2 separate regions of the Homo sapiens genome follow, and region 2 is linked to region 1. Evidence: chromatin loops called from intact Hi-C (ENCODE). Cell type or tissue: heart left ventricle. All regions are shown on one strand. Links, peaks and the distances in the headings refer to the core of each region. The heading gives the core; the rest is flanking DNA. Region 1 has its middle 9.9 kb from the start of HEBP2. Region 2 overlaps ARFGEF3 (ARFGEF family member 3).

The links. Peaks named below come from ENCODE experiments on the same cell type or tissue, not always from the same donor. Only the 100,000 strongest peaks of a DNase experiment are listed, where the experiment ranks them.
Region 2: a loop joins it to region 1, with 2.2 times the contacts of the local background. A loop is called at or near these places in 33 of 110 quality-filtered maps.

The regions. Positions count from the first base shown.
Region 1 is chr6:138,391,648-138,397,027 of GRCh38, forward strand. No RefSeq gene overlaps it. Among named protein-coding and RNA genes, the nearest start is that of HEBP2, 9.9 kb to the right of the region's middle. In heart left ventricle, for the core only: no CTCF peak of the experiment used is centred there; no DNase peak of the experiment used is centred there; H3K27ac peaks cover 553 bases.
Region 2 is chr6:138,287,340-138,292,719 of GRCh38, forward strand. It overlaps ARFGEF3 (ARFGEF family member 3), which reads left to right. Exons shown (of 34, transcript NM_020340.5): 18 at 2,479-2,629; 19 at 4,394-4,714. Among named protein-coding and RNA genes, the nearest start is that of PBOV1, 72 kb to the left of the region's middle. RefSeq lists an enhancer at 1-108. In heart left ventricle, for the core only: a CTCF peak has its summit at 2,668 (motif pointing right); a DNase peak (open chromatin) is centred at 2,622.

The sequences.
Region 1 (5,380 bases), core at 258-5,257:
GGCTGGAGTGCAGTGGCACAATCTCGGCTCACTGCAACCTCTGCCTCCTGGATTCAAGGGATTCTCATGCCTCAGCCTCCCAAGTAGCTGGGACTACAGGCATGTGCCACCATGGCCAGATAATTTTTATATTTTTAGTAGAGATGGGGTTTCACCATGTTGGCCAAGATGATCTCCATCTCTTGACCTCATGATCCACCTGCCTCGGCTGGGATTACAGCCTAAAGTGCCGGGATTACAGGCATGGGCCACTGCACCCGGCCCCTCCAAGTTTTTATACAATGCACATAGTTGGATGTTTTGAAGGGCCAATATTTGCATTCTTCGTCTACTGGATTCTGAACAAATTGGAGAAAAAATTAAATATTCTGATTTGAAGTGCTGAATCTTCCTTTCTCTACATTGTTCATTATTTATTGGTTCCTTTATCATATTACTAGGATCTGAGGGTTGTTGGGACAATCCAATGTTAAAACACACATCTGCCTAAGGACAGAGCAAGTATCAGCTCCTATCTGTATTTACCAACCCATGTTATACATCAAGCACTCTCACTCTCTCATAAGGAAACTAAAACATCCGAATTGCTTGTGGTAGGACCAGGGCCAATCAGGCACACCAGGCACCATCCCCAAAGCTCACCTTACCTTTAGGGTCCCATGAAAATGTTTTAATTTATTTTAAAATCAGAAGAAAAAAAAACTCTTGGGATCAAAGATTATATTCATCTTTACACCAATACAGTCATAAAATGTAATTTGTATATTTTATAAGTTTCACGTGGAGGAAGGAAACCACGAAGGCAAAAGTGCCTTAGGCCTGCAATAGTCACAATGTAGCCCTGGGAAGCAGGTTATCCTGATTCAATGTAAGCAAAATTCAGACAAGGAAACAAGAAATTGGATGTTTTTTCAGAGAAAATAAGAATTAATTTCTCTTTCCTCCCCAACACACATTCAGTGGTCCTAGCCAGACTTTCATTCCCTTATTTTCTCCCATTTTGCTAATGCCATCATAACAATAAGTTATAAAGTGATGTTAATAAGTTTTCTTCTATATGCAGAACATATAAGAACATATGTCATTGAATCTTCTTGGCTCTAAATTATTCATTATTTATTTATTCCTTTATCATACTAATAGGATCTACTTCAGAGGTTTATTGGGACAATCCAGTGTTCAAACACACATCTGCCTTAAGGACAGAGCAACTATTGCAAATGGAGTGTCCTCTACGTCAAGTGAAGGTCTAAGGGAACTCTAGCTGTGAGAGCAATACAAATGGATTCCAACCTTTCTGTACGTCATCCACAAAGTTCTCATGCCTGGAGAAGCTAATGGGCAGAGGACCAGGAGAGTTCAATTAATGGATCTCAGGGCTTAATGAAATGGCCCAGAGTTTTCATTCACAAAAAATCATACTCACAACTATCATTTATGGGGACACAACATGCAAAATATTGGGCTAAGCGATAACTGAGCATTTCCTCTTAGAATCCTCAAAATTGTATGTGATGAATACCAGCCATTTGTACCAATGAAGAAAGAGATTTGGTGAGGCTGAATCTCATGCCCAGGGCCAGAAAGTGGCAGAGGTCAGATGGAAACCCAGATTCTTACATGTGGGTTTAAGCCAAGCAGAGCACCCTCTTCTGACCTGGTGGAGGGTGGCTGCCCATGTTGAAGGACGCAGGCTACAGATTTTATGACTGTGGTGAGACTAAAATCATGGCAGTCCAGAAACTGATGCCCAATTCCTGTTCACTGGTATTAACAACATCCCAACACTTAACACTCTCACAAGTAGAATGAATTGTGTACTAGCCACAAAAAAGGGTATGACTTTGATTGTCCTATACTTTAAGTGAATGTCTAAAGAAACTCTAGCTGTGAAAGCAACATTCATGGATTCCAGCCTATCTGTACCTCATCCATTAAGTCCTAATGCCTGAAGAAGCTAATAATGTCAGGTCATCATGTGAACCTGGAAAAAAAACACATTTCTAAATATTAAATAAGCAAATAATAAAACCAAGTAAAATATAATTTTATATATTTAAATGTATGGCAATGAAAATGATGAGTATAGACTATAAAATAATATCATATAATCCATGTTAATACACAATAGTCTTCCTTAAGTATAAATACAAGCTAAGTATCCAGAGAATCAACCCCAAAAGTACTGCAATGATTGGAAAGGCTGAATCAGGTTTCAGTTGGACAGGAGACAGGGATAGTCATCTAAATTAGTGTTCTTCGAGGCATGGTCCATGAACTGATGCTGGCTCACAGGCTACTTGTTGACAGTCTGAGATAAGATAATAAGAGAAGTTGAGAGTAAGCATTTGTTACTAAAATGCCAGGGGTTCCATCTAAGTCCCATGGCTCACCAAACAGAAAGCCAATCACTGAGACAAGTATTGGCAGGGAAGAAGTCTTTACTCAGCTGCTGCAGCTGAAGAGATGAGAGATCTGTCTCAAATCCCCAACCAACTAAAATTAGCGGTGTATATAGCAGGGAAGAAATATAACTATGTGTGGGAAAACAGGAGTTAGGAAGGGGTAAGGAAGAGGAGTTGGTTAACAAGAGGCAAGTGGTCGGTTAGACAATCATGAAGGGTAAGGGGTCTGGCCTCACTGGCCAGATGCAATGATGCAATGATCTTGTAAGTTTCAGTTCCTTGATACTATCTGGGAGGCCTGACGGTTGGTTTCCTGAGAAAGGAACTCAAATAAAACAAAGATAACTTTCTAAAGTTTTAAGACTGGGCCAATTTCTATGTTTATTCAAAAGAAACCATGAACATCAGTTCTATGGCACAGTTGGGCTGGTTTCATGTTTAGAGACATTTATAGCAACTTATTTTTTACAAAATCCATGCATGTGATCAGTGGACTCATCTCACTGATATTGGTATAGACCAATTAAATTACTACAGAACTTGTGGGTTCAGTAGCCTATAGTATGAGCTGCACATGGTCCTGTGCAGTAGACACTCATGTTGGTTTAAGATGAACTGGAAATTTTAAAAATATATAAAGGATCTTTCATTGCAGATAGCTTGAGAGGCACTGATCCAGAAGATGAGATGTTACTCGTCTCATTACTCAGGCATTACTACTAAACCTTTTCTCCATGGTAGTGGATTTTTTTTTTTTTTTTTTTTTTTGACAGGGTCTTGCTCTATCACCGAAGCTCGAGTGGTGTGATCATGGCTCACTGCATCTTTGACCTCCAGGGCTCAAGTGATCTTCCCACCTCAGCCCCACTAGTAGCTGGGACTATAGGCTCAGCCACCATGCCCAGCTAAATTTTTAAAAAAAAAATTTTTGTAGAGACATGGTCTCATTATGTTGCTTAGGCTGGTATCAAACTCCTGGGCTCAAGTGACCCTCCTGTCTCAGCCTCCTAAAGTGCTGGGATTGCAGGTGTGAGCCAACACGCATGAGCTTGGAGGCAATTTTTAATCTGTTACTTATCTCTTCTGTGCCTGGGTCTCATTGTGCACATGTAGACACTCAACTGTAGAACAACCTAGGGAGACCATTATGCAGGACTTACGAGCAGGCTGAGAACTGACTAGTTTGCAGATCTGTTAAAGGTGCAGGCAGAGGAACTCCTCTTCTGGGAAGTTGGACACTGAACCTCTGTAACACCTATGTTCTCAGTCATTAGGGAGTCAAGTCCAATTCCTACTAATTCTTTATCTTAATAAAGAAATAATGCAGGCCAAGCATGGTGGCTCACACCTGTAATCCCAGCACTTTGAGAGGCTGAGGCTGGAGGATCACTTGAGCCCAGGAGTTAAAGACCCCATTGCTAAAAGAAATTTTTAAAGAAATTGCCAGCCATGGTGGTGTGTGCCTATAGTCCCAGCTACTCTGAAGGCTGATATGGGAGGATTGCTTGAGCCCAGGATCGTGCCACTGCACTCCAGCCTGGGTGATACAGCAAGACCCTATTTCCAAAAAGAAAAGAAAAGAAAAAGAAAAAAGAAAGGAAGAATACAATAATTCTACTGCAACAGTGAAAACCCCACATGTAATAGTTCAAAGAAACATCTTAGCAGCCCTAAATTTTTGGGAAATGGTCTTTCATCAAGTGATCTATTAGAAACATTTTACCTTAGCTGCATCAAAGATTAGTTCCTTTTAAGTGCTTTTGAGAATGTGAGCTATCTAGTTGTGATATATTTGGTCATCTATTTTTAACTTCAAAGCATAAACCTTTTAAAATCAGTATGGATGAGCCTCTCTTTTTTCATAAACACCTCCAACAAACTTAGAAGTTATATCAAGCCTCACTCTGATTAAAATTGGTATTTTAATTTTTAAAAGCATTTCCAGGTTTAGACTTTAGCTTTTTTATCCTCAACCCCACAACTCAGTGTCTCTTCATTTTCTGTGGCAGATAAGAAAGGTGGTTCTCAGGTGTTCCTAAAAACACTCAATTCCTATCTATGTGTCTGCCAAATTCTATGACTGGCATTCATTCAACATTTATCATGCAATTATGGATCAGGCACAGAGTAAAGTGCTCAGTGTAGGAGGCGCTTCACAGGTGGCTTTGTGCCTAAATCATTAATGGGTATTCTAATTCTCGTCAAAACTGAAGGAGAAGCCAGCCAAAAGAAAAGACTAAATTTCTTGTTAGAATACCAAGTTGCTACCCATTTTACAGTTATCACATATGAGACAGTGGTAACTATAGGGGGACCAGATAACCAGGTAACTGCTGAGAGCGGTGGCATGCAGCTGTAGTCCTGGCTACTCAGGAGGCTGAGGTAGGAGGATCCCTTGAGCACAGCAGTTCAAGGCTGTAGTGCTCTGGGATTGTGCCAATCACAATGTTATTTTTAAAAATAACATTATGCTTGCACTCCAACTTGGGCAACATAGTGAGGCCCTGTCTTTAAAAAAAAGAAAAGACCAGATATTTAACTATGTTATGAGTGCATGGATGACCCCAGAAAGGCCAAAATCAAATACTATTTGTTGATAAAACCCATTGTATTAGTCCGTTCTCACACTGCTGTGAAGAATTACCTGGGACTGGGTAATTTGTGAAGAAAAGAGGTTTAATTGACTCATAGATCTGCAGGTTTTATAGGAAGCATGGTTAGGAGGCCTCAGAAAACTTACAATCATGGCAAAAGGTGAAGGGGAAGCAAGCACGTCTTACCATGGCGGAATAGGAGACAGATAGTGAAGGTGGAAGTGCCACACACTTTCAAACAACCAGATCTCGTGAGAACTCACTTAGTATCACGAGAACAGCAAGGGGCAAGTCCACTCCCATGATCCAATCACCTCCCACCAGGCCCTTCCCCGGACATGTGGGGATTACAATTCAAAATGAGATTTGAGTGGGGACACA
Region 2 (5,380 bases), core at 106-5,105, 100 kb before region 1:
CTTGGGTCTCTTCCATGTAGGTGACCTACAGAAGATCTCTCTGGAGAATGAGAGACATACTGACCCCTGGTGGCAAGGAAAGTGCAGCAGGCCCAGGGGGACCCACCTGGCTGAACTGTTCACACCTGTCATCTAGTCACTGGCTTTGGCACTTCACACAAGTGCACACTTGAAGACCCTTCGGGTTATAGTGGGGAAGGCAGATTGGCCAGTTTTCTAAAGGGGAAATTAAGCAGACGAAGAAAATTCATGAGGGGAGGCTCAGGAAGAAGAGGCTCTTATCAGAGAAAAATCTGAGCTTTGTGAACTCGAGAAATGGCTGATTTTTAACTTGATGAAATCAGTGAGTCGGTGAAGCTGATGATTATCTGGATCTAAGGGAAAAGAATGACCATCCTGGTAGCAACAGAAGATACAAGGCAGGCAGCAAACAAAAGGAAAAATGCCAGCTTGGTCCAAATTGTGTAACTACTATCAGATATGTACAGTAACAAGTCACTGAGTCAGCTGTACATTTTTAGCTGAGAAACACAATTTAGGTCCGTGTTTCTCAGACTTGAATAAAATTTAGAGACCCATTTGAAAACAAAATCGCTCTCACAGATCCCCAGCGTTAACTGAAAAAGGAGTCTCACAATTTTACTTAAGTATTTTACAACCATGAACTACATAAAAATCCTTACATTCACAGTTCTTTAAAAAAAAAACCACAAAACCAAGACCACGATATTCAGATTAAAAACAAATAAAAAATAAGATTAAGGCCGGGCACAGTGGCTTACGCCTGTAATCCCAGTACTTTGAGAGGTCGAGGAAAGCGGATCACTTGAGCCCAGGAGTTCAAGACCAGCCTGGGCAACATAGCAAAACCCTGTCTCTACTAAAAATACAGAAATTAGCCAGGCATGGTGGCATGTGCCTGTAGTCCCAGCTACTCGGGAGGCTGAGGTGGGAGGATCACCTGAGCCTGGGGAGGTTCAGGCTGCAGTGAGCAATAATCATTCCATTGCACTCTAGCCTGGGTGACAGAGTGAGACCCTATCTCAAAAAAATAGATAAAACAGCCAGGCGCAGTGGCTTACACTTGTAATCCCAGCACTTTGGGAGGCTAAGGTGGGCGGATCATTTGAGGTCAGGAGTTTGAGACCAGCCTGGCCAACATGGTGAAAGAAACCCCGTCTCTACTAAAAAATACAAAAATTAGCTGGGCGTGGTGGTGGGTGCCTGTAATCCCAGCTACTTCAGAGGCTGAGGCAGGACAATTGCTTGAACCTGGGAGAGGTTGCAGTGAACCAAGATGAAGCCACTGCACTCCAGCCTGGGTAACAGAGTGAGACACCATCTCAAATAAATAAATAAAATTAGTATCACATTTATGAGACAAATGATGTTTTGCTAAAAATCACTTTGCTCCTTACATTAGGAGATGGTTTGGATTCCTTTGAGGTTGGCTTGCTATATTTCTGGGTTCTGGACCATCACTTAGTTATCCTACCACATGCAATGACTTGAAACCTTTGTTCAAGGAGGACACTGTGGTTTGGCCTTGCCTTAGCATTTTGCATTACTGACATCTGAAGTCACCTTCTGCATTCTTTCTCATTAGTCATCTACAATTTTTTTTTTCTTTTGAGACCGAGTTTCACTCTTGTTGCCCAGGCTGGAGAGCAATGGCACCATCTCGGCTTACTGCAATCTCCGCCTCCCAGGTTCAAGCTATTCTCCTGCCCCAGCCTCCTGAGTAGCTGGGATTACAGGCATGTGCCACCATGCCCGGCTAATTTTGTATTTTCAGTAGAGACAGAGTTTCTCCATGTTGTTCAGGCTGGTCTCGAACTCCCAACCTCTGGTGATCCACCTGCCTTGGCCTCCCAATGTGCTGGGATTACAGATGTGAGCCACCACACCCAGGCTACAATTTTTTAAAGTATTATTTGGAGCTCACAAATACAAACTCAAGGGATGAAATGAAATTGGTCATTTTCAGTGATAGAGCAGTCATTCTGGTGCTCAAAATATACGTAAATAAGTTGTTTTAGAGATGATGATCATAATGAGAGCCTAACATTACAATAATCTCAGAGAAAACTTGCAGAAAGCCAGGAATTCTTCCATTTGACCAATTTTTGGGAAGGGTGAAAGGTCTGGGCCCAGATGGTTTTAGCTGGAATTGGCTCATGAAACCCATCCACACTGCTGTGCCTGACCCAGAGCCCATGAAAGGGCCTGGAAGGAATGGCACCTGCCAGCTCAGGATCCATCCCACTTCTGGAGCTGGAGAGCTGGGGCCACCAGCACGTGGGACCTGCTGGCTGGGTGGTTTGCATGATGGTCCGCAAGGACCTACTGTGGAGGTGCTTGCTGCCACTGAAGTCTGTCCTTTCCCTTTTGCCCTTGCATGACACACATTCTTTCATTTTCATTCTTTCTGTCTCCCTTACTCAACCTGTTATTTTAATAAATGTCTTTCTGGCACAGTGAAACTAAAAGTGGAGCAGAAACTGGAGCAGATTGGGAAGGTGCAGGGGGTGTGGCTGCACACTGCCCACGTCTTGTGCATGGAGGCCATCCTCAGCGTAGGCCTGGAGATGGGAAGCCACAACCCGGACTGCTGGCCACACGTGTTCAGGTGCATGACGGGCTCCCACCCCCAGATGGCACTAACCCTGCCTTGGGAAACCTGGAGTGGGCTGTGGCAGGTGGAGAGGGGTGGCCTTAAGAGCCTGCCAGCATGTAAATCAATTATAACAATTCACAGAGTTTGATTAAACTTCAAATGAGACGTGAAAAGAGAAGAGGGAATAAGGGCCCAACTGAATGTATGTTTTGAAGAACAGGGGACAGAACTGGGTCTGAGGAATTGTGACTTTTCTATTGACATTTTTATGAGAGAAGGAAGGAAGAAAAACCAATTAAATAATTGATTGAGATGACTAAGTGAATACTGTGCAAATCTAAAACTGGTCATGTCTCCTCAATATTACATTGCTATATGTTTATCAATGTCCTCTTTACTTAAAGAAGGATTTCAGATAGCTTATTTGCATACATAAAATACAAGATACCTACTTTTAATTTAGCTAGACTGAAACAAAACAAAACAAAACAAAAAATCGTACACCTCTGCCAAAGACAGGCCAAAAATTTAGCTCTAAGCATTGTAGCATCAAAGTGAAAAGAAACTCCCAGTGAGTTATATAGTGCACAGTGCCTGTAAGATGAAAACCAGCAATAGCTCCAGAGTCCAAGTCCTCTTACAACTAAGACTGAAAGCACGTCTCCCCAAGCATTGCATCAGGACAGACCCAGTACCGTGGAAGGAGCACTGCCCATGGAACAGGGCGGGGGCTGGCCACACTGTTCCTTCTCCTTCTCTGCAGCACATGCCTCACACTCACTCCAAACCCAGGTCTAGGCAGAGCAGGCATGGGGCAAGAGTGGCCAGGGCAATGGCCAATGGCCCAGGGCACCAGCCAGAGCTGGGTTCAGTTTCACGTCTTCAAAGCAAATATAGCCATGAGTGTTTGTTGAGCAAAATGGTTCTATTATGAAGGCTGCTGACCTGCTGCTCTTTATTGCTCTAACAAGAAAAGAAAAGAAAAAAGAAAATAAAAAGGCTCTCCTGGTACACAAGCAGCGGGTAAGGGATTGAAAAATTCCTTGATTCTAGAACATCAGAGTGGATTATCCATGATGCTCTTTACCAGTAAACAGACTTACTCCGAGATGAGGGACCTTGCGAACCATCTTCGTCCCAGGTTCTGTTGGGAACAAACCATTTAGGAGTTGGCAGTTGTAGCACATGTGGTGACCCTTCTCTGTGTCTGCCATAATTCGGTGACTGCCCTCCCACCCGGCCGCCACCCACCCCACCCAGACTTGAGTTATGTGGCGCCGTCGGGACCAGGCAGGACGTGGCTGGGCAGAACCCACTGTGGCTAGTTGGCCTCTCCGTCATAGGTATAGCCATTCTGGGATCCCATCGTAGGGAAACGCTTCCCAACTCCTAATCAGAGCACTATATGGAGGGAAAGAGGGTGCCTGGGGAAAAATGGCTCAAACAGCAGGAGGGCAGATAAGCCAGTAAGCCGGATGAGGCAGGGGGACTGGATGAACTGGGCTTCATTGCCCGTCTTTCTCCCAGCCTGGGGTGGGAGAACCCAAATAATCCTTTACCCATTTCAAGGCTGTCTGGTCCAACTCAAATACTACTAATAATAATGCTGTGTGACATGAGAACACAGGAGGGAAGGACTGACTGTCATCACAGGAAAGAGGAAAGCTGGGGAGCTTGCAGAGCTGGCTGCATTTCCTTTGTCTGGCACTGTGGGGTTTATGGAGCTGCCGGGGTGAGCTGCAGCGCCTAACAGCTGCTTGTCTGTGCTCTTTCTAGGGTGTGTGAATACGTGGGCACCCTGGAGCACAACCACTTCAGCGATGGTGCCTCGCAGCCCCCTCTGACCATCAGCCAGCCCCAGAAGGCCACTGGAAGCGCTGGCCTCCTTGGGGACCCCGAGTGTGAGGGCTCGCCCCCCGAGCACAGCCCGGAGCAGGGGCGCTCCCTGAGCACGGCCCCTGTCGTCCAGCCCCTGTCCATCCAGGACCTCGTCCGGGAAGGCAGCCGGGGTCGGGCCTCCGACTTCCGCGGCGGGAGCCTCATGAGCGGGAGCAGCGCGGCCAAGGTGGTGCTCACCCTCTCCACGCAAGCCGACAGGTGCGCGGCGCCGGCCTCCCACGCCCCGGGAGCCTGCTTACCAGGCGACACCCACATCCATCTGGTTTCAGTCATGCCAGGGACGACCCATTTGTTAGCCAATCACTTAAATCTCTTCCATCTTTTTCAAGCTTAGTTCTCTCTACCATTACATCCATACTTGGAATGAAACGTTTTCTACTAACACTGGAGGGTCTGAGGTAGGCCACCTGGGGTCAAAGCGCTGCGCTTACTCTGGGATCTCAGGCAACCTCACCTCCCTGGGCCCTGCCTGGCTTCTCCATTGGTAAAATAGGGTCATTTTTTAAAAGTAATTCTGTCACCGTGTAGTTGTGAGGGTAAATTAATTAGTAACTTGATGCACCTGGAGCGGAGCTTGGAAAATGGTAAAAATCCTCTATTATGATTATGGCTGTTTTCAAAAATCCCACATGCATGTGTTACTTATTGATGCCCAACAACCATGCGAGGGTGAAGAGGGAAAATCACCAATCGCCTCAACTGTTTGGTGGTACTTCCTGAGGTTGAAAGTGCTTTTGGTCACCAATCACACACAGTTCCACCTCACTTACCTCTTCAGTGTTTGGTCACTGTGTCCCAGACCCCCGGCACGGGCACAGGGAGGACCGTCAGGAAGGGGACAGGAGTGGGAGGAGCACTCCCTGG